Regions from separate parts of the Homo sapiens genome. Here regions 1 and 3 are each linked to region 2. The links are chromatin loops, found by intact Hi-C in ENCODE. Cell type or tissue: chondrocyte. All regions are shown on one strand. Region 1 has its middle 110 kb from the start of LINC00114. Region 2 holds the start of LOC105372802 (a long non-coding RNA gene). Region 3 overlaps PSMG1 (proteasome assembly chaperone 1).

Region 1 (5,000 bases), 150 kb before region 2:
AACTCAGCTGCTCAGGTCCATTTTATTTTTTTCCCCCAGCAAACAGGAAATGGAGCCCTGAAACTTTTTTTTTTTTTCCTAACTGGAAAGTGCGCGGGGAGGGGGCACACTCACCCTGCCCACATCCAACCCTGAGCCTGACCCAGACTTGGGGGTCTCCGTGTGTTTTTTCTTCCCTCTCTTTTTTTCTATTATTTTGGCAGACTTTTTGGAATGTCTGGGAGCTAAGGGCTTTGCTTCATGGAGCAGAATTCTGAAGCAAGAAAAAGAGAAAGTTATAGACTAAACCACAGAAATGTAAACACGTCTGCAGCTAAAATAACTCCACTTTCATTGAAAACACTCCTCCCTCACAATCAGACTTCTGTGTGCTATGGTCAATAAAACTGCATGTTAATAGCGACCAATTAATAGATTATGTTGCTCGGCCTTAAAAGTTGAGGGAGTTTTAATTATTATTTTTCAAATTAAAGGAGTGCTTATTCCCTCCCTTCCCTTGGGGTGGGGGGCGGGGGGAGACTTAGCTTTCTTTCTGGCTGTTTGCTGAAATTCTTGGCTGTTAAAGTTTGGAGAGGGAGGGACATGGGTAGTTTTCACTTGGTCGGAATGGGGAGAGTGTGCAAGAGATCGCTGCGGGACAGGTTCCTAGAGATCGCTCCGGGACGGTCGTGACGGCCCCCGAGGGACATGAGAGAAGAGGAGCGGCGCTCAGGTAAGCTGGATTTTGCGGTCGGAATTCGCGTAGAAACGAAAACTTCTGGAAGGGGCTTAGCCCCGAGCCCCGGAGGCGGACAAGCTGAGCCTCCTGGCTGCACCCTTTGGAGGCTGCTGGTTGCAGACGCCGTCGTCTCCCAAGGGCGGCTGTCACCGCGTGCGTCGGTCAGACCAGGCCGCGGTGCCCTCGGCATCCCCGCGTCCCGGCGGCTGTATCCGGCTCCTCCCCACGACCGAGGTCCCGGGCACCGCGCCTCTCCCTCCGGACGCTCTGCGCGACGTCGTCCCAGTTCTCATCAGCATCGAGGGCAGTCCGCGGTCATTTTATAAACGTCTTAGTGTCGCAACCGTTTTCACTTTTACTATTTTCAATGTTTGCAACGGTTTTCAATGAGGCTGGAAAAATATCACTTCTCGCTAAAAGCGACCCCGAGTTAGGAGGAGCGCGCACCCCCGCGGCTCCCCCTCCCACACTTTCCCTCCCCTGACCCCCTCTCCTCCCCTCTGGTCCTTCCCTTGCTCCTCGCCCCTCCAGTAGTCGCGTGCTGGGTTCCTTTCCTGCTGGGGCCGGACTCTCTCCTCCGGCCGTCCCAGCCTCTGCTCCTCCGCCTCCCTCCTCCTCTTCCTCCTCCTCCGCCTCCTCCTCTTCCTCCTCCTCTTCCTCCCGGAGCCGCCAGCCGCGTCCTAAACCCGAGCAGGGCGCGTAGTGTCCAAACCTGCCCGCGCGGCCCGCGCTCTTGGCCCCGAGGGCGCGCGCACGGACACGCGAGCACACCCACACCCACGCGCACACGGACACGCGCGCACTCGAAGACTCCCGCGCGCTCGCACCCACGCGCACCTGGCCACGCGCGTGCATTCCCGCCCACGCGTCCCTGCCCCGCCCCCGGCGCGCACTCCGGGTTCGCAAGTCGCGCGTCGGGGCGGCCGCCCTGCTCCGCGATTGGCGGGAGCCGGAGCCTCCCTGAACCCGGCGCCCACACCATGGGCTGAGCCCGTCGGCGCCGAGGGAGTTAGTGCGACCCGGCTCGGCGCGCACGGCCAAGGCACGCGCGCTGGCACACGCGGGCGCGGACACGCGCGGACACACACGTGCGGGACACGCCCTCCCCCGACGGCGGCGCTAACCTCTCGGTAAGTCCAGCGCCCCACGCGACCTGCCCGGCTCCCACGCTGGCTACAGCGGCTGCGGGGACGGGGAGGAAGGCAGCGGGGTGGCCCTAGGGGCTCACTCTGCAGGGCTCTTCCGACGGCGCCGGGACAGGTGGGGCGTCCAGCGCCGGGAGGGACGGCTCGCCAGTGCGGGGTCCCAGGGAGGCGCGTGCAGTCGGGTGCGGATGGAGAGGAGGGGGCACCCCGAAATTGACAAGGGCCAGGAGAGCACACCGCGGGGACTTCATCTGGGGCCCCGACCAAGAGGTTATTTGTCCTTGTCTGGAGTGGAAATCAGGGTTGAACTAAAAAAGCTGACGCTTGGCCTAAAGTAGGGACCAGGTTTGAGGCTGGGTTGTCACTGTCCGCTGGGTCCTGATGGTGGAATGACCCCCGACGGCGCCTTCCCGCACACCCCGCAACACCGGCTCTGGGACCAGCTCTCAGCGCCAGGAGCGGTCCCTTTCCTTTCCCACTCTCAGTCTCAGTCTTTTCACCTTTCCATTCTTCAGCCTGCAGCTGTTAAGTTTATTTGCCTCCAGTTTACCACCCTAATTGCAAAACTTGGCATGTTAAAAAAAATATAGTCTGTATTTTATCAGCTAGCCTTACCTGGTTTCTGTCTGAAATACATCGTCCGTTTATTGCTATGGTATGTTGCATAGATGCATAGAGGCATTAATTATCTTTTAAGTACAGGACAAATTCTGTTATTAATAGCAGACTACACTGCGCAATAAAATGGATAAACAATTTCAATGAGGATGTGGATTTAATACAACTCATCGTTAATCTAAAGATAGTTTCCTTTATCTTTCAAAATAACATATTCGTATGTGCTACAGGTTTCACTCTGTACATGTCTCTATAGCTTTTGTAGTTCAGAAAACTTTCAATGTGAGTAAAAATACATTTTATTCTTCCCTGGGTGACATACATAGGACACAGAGTTTATTTACCTTTGGGACTATTTTTGACTGTTTTCCATTCTCTCCAAGTAGTTTAGAGCCCCTGAAGGGAGAACTGTCACAGTCCCAAAGTTAACCCTTGCTCCGCTGGCATTGGCTGGTGCCCGCTCCCGGGGCAGGCCAGAGCTCATAGCCTTCATCCACAGGAGGATCAGGCAACAGACGTTGCGAAGAACCCAACCATGTAAATTAATTCACCATGTGTCAAATTATTAATAAGCTAATTACACCATTGAAATTATAATTCTAGCAGAAACGGTGAGCTATGTAAACTTGTGGCTAATATATCAAGTTTTACAATTCTCAAGAAAGGCTTTAGAAGAGCTACACACATCACAAATGCTATTTGCCATTTGGTAATCCTAGCTTCGGTTTGGGTCAATGGCTTTTGGAAAGTACACTGAATTAGCAAATGGGTAATCCGTCTCAAGATATTTGTTAAGGAATATATAATTCCAGTAGCACTTATAATTCCAGTTTCTTCTCTTTTGTAACATTTTATAATTACTTCATTCTATTTAAAAAAATTTAGAGTAGAATTGTAGTACATGATTTCACGTTTATCTGTTATTTCATGAGGAATTATTGGTGATTTAATCTTTAGCTAAAATTTAGAAAATTAGCATTTACCATTGAAGGGATTGTGTGAGGGGCTGCATTCACACCTGTATATAAACATTCCCCCCTCCACGTTCCACGTTTTGCTTTTATATTAAAGAAAAACCTTGTTGAGTTTTTAATCTTATAAAATCAGATATTTTATTTGTGGTAAGACCTAAGATCCCAATGGAATACCAGATACATAAGTAAGAAGGAAAGCATCTCTGAAAGACGTCAGAAGGAATGTGTAACTCACATACTATTCTACAATGTTATACGTTATGTATCTTTTAAATGCATCTCACATTGTAAGTAGGGTAATAGGAAACTTTCAACACTTTTTTTTTCTAAAAGTAATATTAGTTTTTATTTTTATCTTGCTATCTTTAAACAAAAAAGAAATAAAAGGGGGAATTTATTTCTTCTCAAAACAGAAGAGCTAATGTTTCTGGAATCGTTTCCTATTCCCAGGCAAAAACCGATAGCAAGTCAGTCCCGGTCATAGGATCTGGAGTGGTGGGAAGACATTGTCATAGTGAATAAATGTCTGATGCCTGTTATTTCATAGAACTCCATTGAGAAGGTGTCGACACAGAGCCACCTACGTTTCTAATGAGACTTATGGAGCCTGGGAAGCAGTTTGGTCAAGGTGGCAAAATCCCAGCTCTGTGAGGCATCAGGTCACTTCTCAGTTTAAGTTGACAGCTGATCTCTCTGAATGCAGGTCTCTTTTTGTCACCTCTTTGCTTCTTTACCCCTTGCGTCTGAGCAGTTTTCCAGAGAGCAGGAGTATGGCAAAGGAGTTCTTTTTTCCTTCCCCAGTGTGTAAGGTTACTTGGGCTTTCCCAGGGAGCATGGTCCTTCACAATACAGCTATTGTTTAATGTTCTACACCTTGAATTTGAACCTTAGCAGCAACATTTGTAAGAAAAATAGGCTGATGTAACAGGGACGTTCAGATCTTTGGGGCACAGTTTCCGATGATTATGGTACTTAGTGGCAGTGGTGTGAGTAGGGCTTTTTGAAAACTCTGAAAATCACTGCGGTATTTGGGGATGCTCATGCTTGGCAGTGACCAGCCACCCCTCCATATTGTTGCTGTTCCTTGCATGATAGCATTCTCCCTGGTATTTCCCACACTCTTATTAGGGGTCAGTTAATTAGTTGTCCATTATGCATTGTCAGTGTACGGACCTCTCACAATGATTGATTGAAAGCAGTTATTTTGTAAATAAACAACAGCGGGAGTTTTCCAATGGCTTTTCCAATGGCTGGGCTGTCACCCAAACCAGTTCTTCAACATAGCTAAAAAAGTTAAAAGTTAAAGTTAAAAGGGGCATCTTTCCCTTTTAACTTTATCTTTTATTTAAAACATTTTCATATTAGAAAGAGGCTTGAATGCTTCATGTTTGTAACATTGCAAAGTCTAGTGAAGGTAGTGAAGGAGGGTGAGCTAAAATTACTTTGCTAAATTTAAGTATAAGTAAAATGTAGACAAAACCAAGAAATTAAAGGGTGCATCTAAAAATGGAGCGCTGGATCTAAGTTTTAGATTTAAACTAACTT
Region 2 (5,000 bases):
TCTGTCTTTGTGTGCATGTGTGTTTGTGTGTCTCTGTGTGTGTGCATGTGTGTGTGTCTGTGTGTCTCTGTGTGTGTGCATGTGCGTGTGTGTGAGAGAGAGTGATGGGGGAGCCACTGGTTCCTCACAACTTAAGTCCCAGCTGTCATCTTAACTTTGTGGATGGTCAGCAGGCAGTTTAAAAACAAATGAAGGCACTGATGCTGGGCACGTTCTGTTCAGAACTGAGGGACTGGCTGGTGCTTTGGCCACAGCTGGGCCTGGCCACATTCCTAAAGAGGAGCCACAGCTGGCTGGACTGAATGAAACTGGCTGGGCCTGTCCCAGTTCCCTCCTGTCAACTGCTGTTGAGAGAACCTCACCCATCCCAGGGGAGTCCCAAGTTCAAGTCGAACTCTGGGCTCTTGAAGGGCTCTCCTGGACTAGCCACTGACACAGCCAGTATTGCTCTCCCCTGATACTCCTGGGCTCTGTGGCCGGCTTCATTCATTCATTCATTCATTCATTCACTCATTCAGTAAGTGCTTGTTGAGGGCCATCACTGACACAGTCATGAGGGAATCCTGGGGTTCCCCTCCCAGTGTCAGCACTGGGGCTCCGGGAAGATGGCTGCCTTCCATCTCCAATGCATTTTAATTTCTTCTTTGAACAAACCTGCAAAGTTACTGGTTGATTGAAAAAGGAATATTGGCACAAATGAATTAAATGACGCATCGGGGTCACCGAGCAGTTGGGGATGAAGCCAAGGTCCCTGTTATCAGGATGCTGCATGGACTCTTCCCTTCGGAGAAATATCACGAAGGCTCCCCGCCTCCAGCGCGCGCCAGTGGACCCCTCCTGTGAAGCAGAGGTTAGCCCTGCACTCAGGGTCCTCAGTTCCTACCTAAGCCAGCTCATCATTAGCAATTCGTATTGTGCATGCTGGCAATGCAGAGCCCAGGGGCGCTTTTTGTCGAGCCAGCGTCTTTTATCTGCAGTTGCACCCCAGCGAAGCTGGGACCGGAATGTACGACTGTTACAGGGTCCGGGCCTCCTCCCATCTAGTTTGCAATGCCTCTCACATGCAAAGGTTATGTTTGTTTCCTTTTAAAAATAGCAGACGAGCAGGTGACACACTGCCTTAATTATCCTTCTGTAGAACACATTGAAAACTAGCCTCCCTGTTCTACTGGCAGAGCGAGAGGAAAATGTATCCTAAACCGCAGTGGGTGAAGCCTCTTCAGATGTCGGTCAGAGCCTTACCCACACCCAGCCCCGCCCGACAGCCGTGAACACAGACAAACAACTGTCACCCATTGACCTCACGATTCCTTGGTATATGAACCAAAGTGGAAGCGGCGAGAAAAGGAAATACTGCAGATATTTTTAAGTAGAAGCAAAGGCAGGAAGAGGAAAGTTGCAAAATTGGTTATATTTCTTTTTGCTTAAGTGCATAATGTTTGGATGACCAAAAAGTCAGTGTAAATGTATAATAAGATTATTTTCAAGGAAATCTGTATATTAAGTTTTAAGGCCTATTTTACTTCATATATACATAAAGTACCATTTTTAGAAGTGCTATACTCCATGCATATTCCAAAATACTACACGTTTTTTTTGAGAAAGGAAGGGACCGTGAGGCTTTTTTCACATCTGATATATTACAGTATAATCCATATTCCTCCTATAACACTTAGTTCTGGAAAAGGATCTACTGGTGTCTGAGTTTAGGCAGGCACTAGCACTGACGTCAGTATTGTGTACAGAGAAAACAAACATACTCTACATTTACCGAATTTGATGCAACTCACATTTGGGAACATATTGAACAATCTAAAATTATTGTAAAGTGGTAAATTTTTCAGGCTTTAAAATCATTAACAGTGGCATAAAACAATTATACAATTTCCATGGACAAATCTCACCCCCCCAGATTTATGCCTTTAATCTTATATTCAGATCTGTGTAATTCATGTTTGCTCCTAAAACGTGTATTTCTTTATGTTCTATAATAATGAACAATCCAAATTTTTCAAAAAAAAACACCATTTCTGCATTATAAATGTTAGATCTTAATTTTAACAAGTAAAAAATGAGACCACTTTGTAAAATAATGTCAATTCAAGGAATTTAAATCAAGAATTAGGCACACTAGTATTCTCTCTAAAGGCCTTTTTGAGGGGCATTTAGCACCCTCTAGTGACAACAATTCAAGCCGTTCAAAGGGAACTTCCCTGCACGACTCATGTCTGGTTTCTAGCTGGCAAGTCAACAATGCAGTGTAGTTCTTTAGGCAGGAGGTGGTTGCTTCCTAAAATCCTTGAGGCAGGATTATTTTTGTAGCTGTAAATAAAGGCTGGAATAATCTCCACCAGGCAACCGCGCAGTGGGAAAACCATGATTTATCCCTATCGGCTATAATATTCTTTGGCTTATCATGGCCAGTCCACTCAGAAAGAACATTTCTAGTACTCCTTGAACACTGCAGCCTTTCCCAAAACATGTGCTGAGATCTGTGTGGGCATCAGATGACAACAACAAATTTACTGATATCATCATTTCAGTTCAGGTCGGTGCATTTAACGGGATTTAACACATTTTCATAAGAGTGAATTGGAAAAGAACTGGCCTGCCTTCACTTCAGCTGCACCTCTGTGTCCTCTGCGTTGCTTGCAGTGGGAGATAATACAGTGTGGAGAGGGTGAGGTGTGGAGAGGGGGCGAGGGATGAGGAGGGCTCAGGTGGAGAGGATACCATGTGGAGCGTACCATGTAGCAGTTACTGCGCTGAGACAGACTCCCAGTGTCCTGTGCTCCTGACTTCAGGCACGGGTATAGGGCTTCATTGCATCCGCAGGTAGCCTGGTGATACTCATGCAAATATAAATGAATTTGTGGCAAAGATTTTTTGCCTTCGCTTCATTTCTGATTCCATTTGTGATGGAAATAAATTAGTAAATAAATCATCAAATGAGGTGATGCTGAATTAAAGCCCACCTCAACCGAAAACTAAAAGCCAACTTTAGAAAGCAGCAGGAAAAATTATTAATGCAGGCTTCTACATCAATTTCTATCAATTGAATGCTATTATAGTGCCACTTATGATCTTTCTTTAAGAAGTAATCTGTATTTTCTTTAAAAATAATTCATAAAATAGTGACAGATTAAGACAAAAATAAGTGATGCTGTTTAGTATCTTATAGGTGAGATTGACACACTTCTTAAAAAATCATTTAAAACTCTGACTAGAATCAAAATCAAAATTAATTTCAACAACCTGGGATAAATTCTCAATTTGGCCAAGGATGGTGACAGGGGACAGTACCTGGGAAAGGATACTTTGGATCTGAGTCGGGGGTAGAGTGGGATGCCAGTCAGATGCTTTTGTGAATCTTAATTATATGCCCTGTGGGCATACGAAGCCTTATGGGCACCAATGGCAACGTGATGTCTGTAGCATCTATGCTCAGATATACCCAGTTATACGGACAAAGAAGTTGAAACTCATTTAATGGTTTCCAAATTATATGGAGAAGCCTAATAATTGGAACAATACATTTAAAAGTTATTTTAAGCTAAATAATGGTGACAAAATAATTACTCTCCTCTTAGGTTTCTTTCTTAAAACCACAGATAATACATTGACCTATTTGGAGTCCTTGATAATGGTTTTAATATTCCTGCATTTTTAAAGTCATATGGAGTTGAGTAAGAGCAAAATTGGCCTAAACTTGAGAACGTGTGGGATGCTTATGAAATTGTGTTTATTGAAATCATTGCTCCATGGGAGCTTATAGAACTGAACTGACGTGTGCTTCAGTATTAAGGAAATTGCAACTTGGTGTTGAGAAGTTGAGGATTTGGTATGTGATAACAGTTTCCTTGGTTTCTATTAGTTCAGATCAACCAAGAGACTGAAGAATACATTCACCACTTAGAGAAAGTGTTGAAACAATGGTTATTTAAATTGTAATTGGATTATTTCTTAATGTGCTGCTGGGGGATATGGCACTCCCCTACCCCCCCACACACACACCCTCATACACACACTCACACACTCATACACACATACTCACATAGTTGTATCCAATGGAGTGAAGCTGTAATCATGAAGTATGCTGTGAACAGAAAAACCGTCCTTAAACAGCGCTGACTGGGTGCCCTTGAGGGCTGAGAGTGTCTTCATGCCGCGTATGTTCTCAGGCAAATCCTCCGACTGCTGCAGATGGAAAAGTTCCATGGAGTGCTGGAGTTTTCCATTGTGCGGCAGCCCCAGATGCTTGATTCTTATCTACAATCTCAGGCATGTTCCTGGCAAAAACCCCTGGGACATCGTTCTTGCGGGGCTCTCATGAATAATCCAAACACTATGCATTTTAAATTCATGTGTCATCTTAAGGACAATATACAGCACTTTTGTCCTATTGTTTTGTCCTTAAAAACCTGCGTTTCATGGGTCGCTCCCAGGCTCTGAAGTTTTATGTGTGCAGAATTTGAGGAGACTGAGATAGGCTTCCCGAATGCCGAGACATGCGGTGACTGGATAGAGCCCTGTAATCCTGGCTTCCTGAGTGCCCACTGGAGTTCCTGGCAGGAAAAGGCCATTAATATCACCTGAATGGATTAATGCCGCATAGATGGCCTCCACGAAACTCTTGAGCGTTTCTGGGTTTTCTTAATAAAATGAAAAAAAAAAAGAGCTCTATGCTTGCTGTAGACATTTAAAAAAGAACAGGCATTTGGGCATGCTAAAAGGTTTGACACCTACAAGTATTGTGGGCTGCACTTTTTACAGAACATGCCTGTATTTTTCAGATATTTACAAAAATGAACAACATTGCATGTTACTTACATATTTTTATATTAGGATATAATTTATGTTTATTACAAATTTATGTTTTGAAAATATAAGTGAACCAAAGAAGAAGAGGGGAAAAAACAAAAAGCTTCTCTGCCATTGGTATTATAAGATATAGCTGTCAATATTTTTACTTTGCCTTTTTATTTATTTTTTATTTTTTG
Region 3 (5,000 bases), 670 kb before region 2:
ACTCGGCGTGTTGTCCATTGCTAGAACAACCGAATATAGTACACGACCTTCCTGCAGCAGGTGGTATTAAAATTTGTAACATTTACATTCTATCTTATTGCTTTATTGATACTACTTTTCACCATTAGAGGTCTTTTTGAGGTAGTTTATTAATGATGATTGATACCAATATATTGCTGTTAGTCCTCAATATCTGTAGTTACAAGTGCAGTATATTTAGTTTGAGTTTTCAGATTTTCCAGACACAGTTATTTGAGGAGCTCATGTTTCTTAACTGTTGGGCTTCAGACATGCTGTGTTTCTTTTTGGTCTTTGATTATTCAGAATGCAAGCCAGTGTTAAATATAAATTATTGGTGCATCAAAAGTTGATAAAGTACATTTTAATTATCAAAACAGAAGTTTTGAATATTGAATCTTGATAGTTGCTTTAATTTTTTTATTACCATCACACACATCTGCCATCATATGACAAAGAGACTGCCATTTACTTTTCAGTGGGTAATATATTACATAATTGTTATTTATTATATGAACTGTATTAAAATAGGGTTTGGTTGGGGTTTCTTTTTGCTTTCAATGTTTACTAGAATGAGAAGTGGCTAAATATTTCACTTTATGCATTTTGTACTTATTTGTTATTTATATGCTTTATTATAGTCAGTAGAATTTTAATCTTTCAGCTACTTAAATCATCTCAGCTGTATTTTCAGGAAATATAAAATTAATATTTGCAAAAGAAGAGATTATTAGGAAAATAAATTGACTTTGAAAGAAAATCTTCATTATAATTGGTTCAAAATTGCAGTAAATACCTTGATTGAAAGAGGCAGCTGAGATAACTACTTTTAACAACAGCCTTTATTATTTAAAGGTGTTTAATTTAAAAGTAACATAATAGAAAACTTACATCGTTTTTTTTTCTTGTGTATTCATAGTTCTAAGCTACTGTCAAGTATGGAAAATCCCAGCAATTCTGTACTTGTGTTATACTGATGTGATGAAATTAGACCTAATCACAGTGGAAGCTTTTAAGCCTATACTTTCTACCAGAAGCTTGAAGGGTTTGGTTAAGGTAAGGTTTTAACTCATTTAAATTAATAGCTGCATTGTTATAATCAGCTTAGTAACAAACATAAATGTATACTGTCATTTTAAACCCTAAGCAATGCTTGGAGATCCATTCTTCTCAAAGCGAAGCTTTCTAGTCTGGCAGTTTGAATTTGATTGTCATCATCTCTTCTGTATACGTCTGTAACTTGACGAATGCTTTGTTCTTGTATGATAGATTAATGCAGTGCAATTAAATCCCAAATGTCTATGTGGACAGATGGTTTTACTGTTCAATAAGCTTCTATAACTACTTTGCAAGGTTTTTTAAAAAATTTTTATTTAATTTTTGAGACGGTTATTTTTGAGTATAGTGTGGATCAAATTATTATAATATTTATTTACCCAATTTTACAGAGAACTGTATATGTGAAGATGAGAGAATTACATAATGAACCTCTTCCTTACCCTTGGTTTATACCTTTGGTCTCATTTTCTAAAAAAATTGGAACACGTACATGAAAATGTTTGCCTGTAATCTCAGGTAGTTTAGGGATTCCATTGTTTTCTCTTAAGAGACTTTTTTGGAAGTCCACAGCCTCTGGTTTAAGCATGGTTTCTTTAAAGGAAAGAGGTTGTAACAACATTGTCCCTCAGCCCGGTTTTATTCTGGAATGGCCATTAGTTTTAAGACTTTTGTGGTAAGTTGTTGGAAGTAGCTCATTTCCCAGGTCTCATAAATTAGTTTGTTACTAGATTGTCAGCTCCTTGTGGTAATGGACCACGATTTTTAATTTTGGTATCCCAAGTTTACCACATACCTGGCATGTTGAATAAAGCCATCAATAACCATTTGTTGAAGAGTACAGCTGTAAAACTCTGATTTAGTATACTGCAAGCTTATCTTGCAAATTAGCTAGAATCCAGGGTAATCTTTCTGACACATGGAGTTAATTTATTTTTAGCATCTCTTTCAAAGTATATGCTGATCGTCTTGTTTGTTTAAATAGCCAATTGCCTCATCCCACTTAACTCAGAGATGAGTTCCCATGGGCAGGGGCTGGGCTGTTTTGTTTACTGCTGTAGGACTGTGTGTAGCACACAGGTGTGTCATAAACGCTTGGACTTGTTCAGAGACTTGGAAATCATCTGTCATATGGGGCTTAAGGAAACTCAGCTTTTATGAATATACTTTCAAGGGGAAATTTAACTCAGCATTTTCATTTTTGCTTTGGAGATAATGATTAGCAGGAGGGTAAGATGGTGGTTCTGCAGGGTGCTGTTTTCTTAATGACCAATTACATCAGCCTGAGTCAGTTCGTTGTTTCTGACCTTTTAAAAGTGGTATTTTCAATAAGGTGGAATTATTTTGAGTTCTTCCTGTGTGGCAGTTTAGTTGGATTTGAAAGATGGATGAATCTTGGGTAGAAGTGTGCAGAGGGAAGCAGTGTGAGCAGAGTGGGAAAGTGTGAGGAGAGCCGTGAGGAGTGTGGTGTTGGTGGAGAGGGGAGGAAGACATCTTGTGGGGAAGGTCGGGCGGGTTAGAGCATAGACTTCCTCCAGAGGCCAGGAGACCATCGGAGGCCAGGAGATCATCGGCGAGTGTGGCAGGGAAAGGGCCTGTTGAACTGACTTTCCCACTTGCCTTTTCGTTGAGAAGGAGAGTAAAGGCCACGCCTGTCCCATGGCTGTTTTTAAGTCTCGAGTGTGGAGATTGTTGGTCGTGGAGGGAGGGGTGTTGCCTCTGCCTGAATCCCTGGGGTCTCACTGTATTCACTTTTTTCTCTCCTTTCAGAATATTCCCCAAAGCACTGAGATACTAAAGAAATTGATGACAACAAATGAGATTCAGAGTAACATTTATACATGATCTTAAACATTGTTTTGTAGTGTATATTACTTGTCCATTCCTTTAAGGGGAGCAGCCTGCACTCTTTTGTAGATTACTTTTGGGGGATATATTTTGAGAATGATGAAACGGAATAAAATTGTAAAAAATTAATTGTAGTTTTAATTCCTTATTTATGGTGGTATTATTCACAACCAAAATAAGCCAAGCATTTTCCTTTTATCCACTAGGTGGGAGTATTGTTGTATTTGAATATTTTAAGGTACTATAGTTAAATTTTTATCTTATTTATTTATTTATTTATTTTTTGAGGCTGGGTCTTGCTCTGTTGCCCAGGCTGAAGTGCAGTGTGCTATCATGGTTCACTGCATCCTCGACCTCCTGGGCTCAAGCATTTCCCCCGCCTCGGCCTCCCAAAATGCTGGGATTACAGGTGTGAGCCACTGTGCCCAACTTTAGTTAAATTTTTCAAAGCTACAGATATCAGCAGATGGTATTCATGTGGCAAAGTGTAGTTAATTAGGTGTAACTATTCATTGACCTGTTGGTGATTCTTAATATGTGGAAAGTTTCTGGATATTTTAGGAGTCCTGCAGTTTTTTTTATCTTGTGGGTAAAAATTGATGACAAAGTAACAAAATTATATATTTACTAAAAATGAAACAGAAATGTGTATGTCCTCACTTTTTAGTAATATCTGACAGATAGCCTCTTCACCCAGACTTTCCCAGGGCTCTCTTTCAAGGCTGGCTCTGCGCGTGTCAGCAGTTCTCTTACAGTCATGTGTTATCATTAGGAGTGTGAATGGAATCATGAACCCGGAGTAGCCACACAACTTCACAGGACCACAAACTGAACTGCATTCATGAAAATAAATTTTAAAATGGTGGAGTTAAATGCTTCTTATCTCTTCTGCTTTCTTTTTCACCTTTTTAGTTATTGAATCATTTACATACTATAGATTTAGAGTACTTACCCATTTATATTTTCTAGTTCCAGTTCATTTACTGTTTTTGGTAATGATTAGAAGTATGGTAAGGAGATACTGTGTTCTAACTCCTTCTTGAGTAAACTTGGTTTCCTTTACATAATCAAGAATTGGAAGTCTTGTGCATAGTATGCTTATGAATATATCCCGAAGGCAGAAATCTAAGCATTTCCCTTGTTGCAAAAAAAGTTTTCATTCATTCAGAAATGTGCCTGCAGAGCCCTGAGGTAACATCATATGACCTGGAATCTGGTCCTAGCTGGAGCTAATCCTCTTCTTGTGCTGAGGGTCAGTGTGGTAAGTAAGGAAGAGTGATCTTGGAAAAGCAGACTATGTTCAATCCCAGGCCAGCCCTTACAGGCCAGGTGACTTTGGGCAGATGCCTTGAAGCTTCCTGAGCAACAGTTTTCTCAGCTGTAAACTACAGATAATACTGGTGACAGTACTCCCTGGGTGGTTATCTACTTCCCTTGGGGTCCAGGTTTTCATCTGCTTAATGAAGGAAATTCTCTGCTTGCTTTGCTGAATTGTGAGAATAATGATATAAGAATGCTTTTGAAGAACTGTAAGGTGGTATTTCCATGTTGACACACCTTTGTGTGCCCCACCTCAAAGATGCTGACGGTGATGTGGTAAGAAAGGAGTGGGGAGCTGCTCTGGGGGCAGCTGGAGCTGTCAGTCTTCATTCCTTCTTGTACTTCCTCTTGCTAACTTGAGAACCACAGAGCTTGGCAGTGTCAAATGGCTAAGAGTGGAAGTAGTTGGGGGACAAGTTTTGCATCGGCAGTAATCCTGGGAGAACCCTAGAAGCAGATAACTCTGGGCATTGTAGTTTTTAATAATTTTGGTAAGGAAAGAATCATAATTGCTTCAGACTGTCCAGGAGTAAACCTCTTCTTGTGATAAGAAGCAGGCAGCAGGTGCAGGAGGTTGGCTGTCAGTGCAGCAGAGCCACGTTAGGGCCAGATACCAAGCCAGGCACAGCGGTGCTTATCCGTAGTCCCAGCTACCTGGGATGCTGGGGCAGGAGGATCGCTTGAGCCCAGGAGTTCGAGTCTAGCCGGAGCAGACATCAGGCCTGGGTAGGTTTCCCATTCAAAGGAGAGTAGCTGAA

What was found. A loop is a pair of places that touch in the nucleus more often than their neighbours do. Peaks named below come from ENCODE experiments on the same cell type or tissue, not always from the same donor. Only the 100,000 strongest peaks of a DNase experiment are listed, where the experiment ranks them.
Region 1: a loop joins it to region 2, with 4 times the contacts of the local background. A loop is called at or near these places in 6 of 110 quality-filtered maps.
Region 3: a loop joins it to region 2, with 4 times the contacts of the local background. A loop is called at or near these places in 9 of 110 quality-filtered maps.

What each region holds. Positions count from the first base shown.
Region 1 is chr21:38,657,370-38,662,369 of GRCh38, reverse strand. It overlaps a transcript of ERG not described here. Among named protein-coding and RNA genes, the nearest start is that of LINC00114, 110 kb to the left of the region's middle. In chondrocyte, no CTCF peak of the experiment used is centred here; DNase peaks (open chromatin) are centred at 799 and 1,875.
Region 2 is chr21:38,503,044-38,508,043 of GRCh38, reverse strand. It overlaps LOC105372802 (a long non-coding RNA gene), which reads right to left and starts at 4,226. Exons shown (of 4, transcript XR_937712.3): 1 at 4,055-4,226. It also overlaps a transcript of ERG not described here. RefSeq lists an enhancer at 467-967. In chondrocyte, CTCF peaks have their summits at 1,953 and 2,169 (motif pointing left); no DNase peak of the experiment used is centred here.
Region 3 is chr21:39,173,509-39,178,508 of GRCh38, reverse strand. It overlaps PSMG1 (proteasome assembly chaperone 1), which reads left to right. Exons shown (of 7, transcript NM_003720.4): 5 at 1-60; 6 at 938-1,074; 7 at 2,845-3,740. The coding sequence ends at 2,919. Among named protein-coding and RNA genes, the nearest start is that of PSMG1, 7.4 kb to the left of the region's middle. In chondrocyte, CTCF peaks have their summits at 2,916 and 3,123 (motif pointing right); no DNase peak of the experiment used is centred here.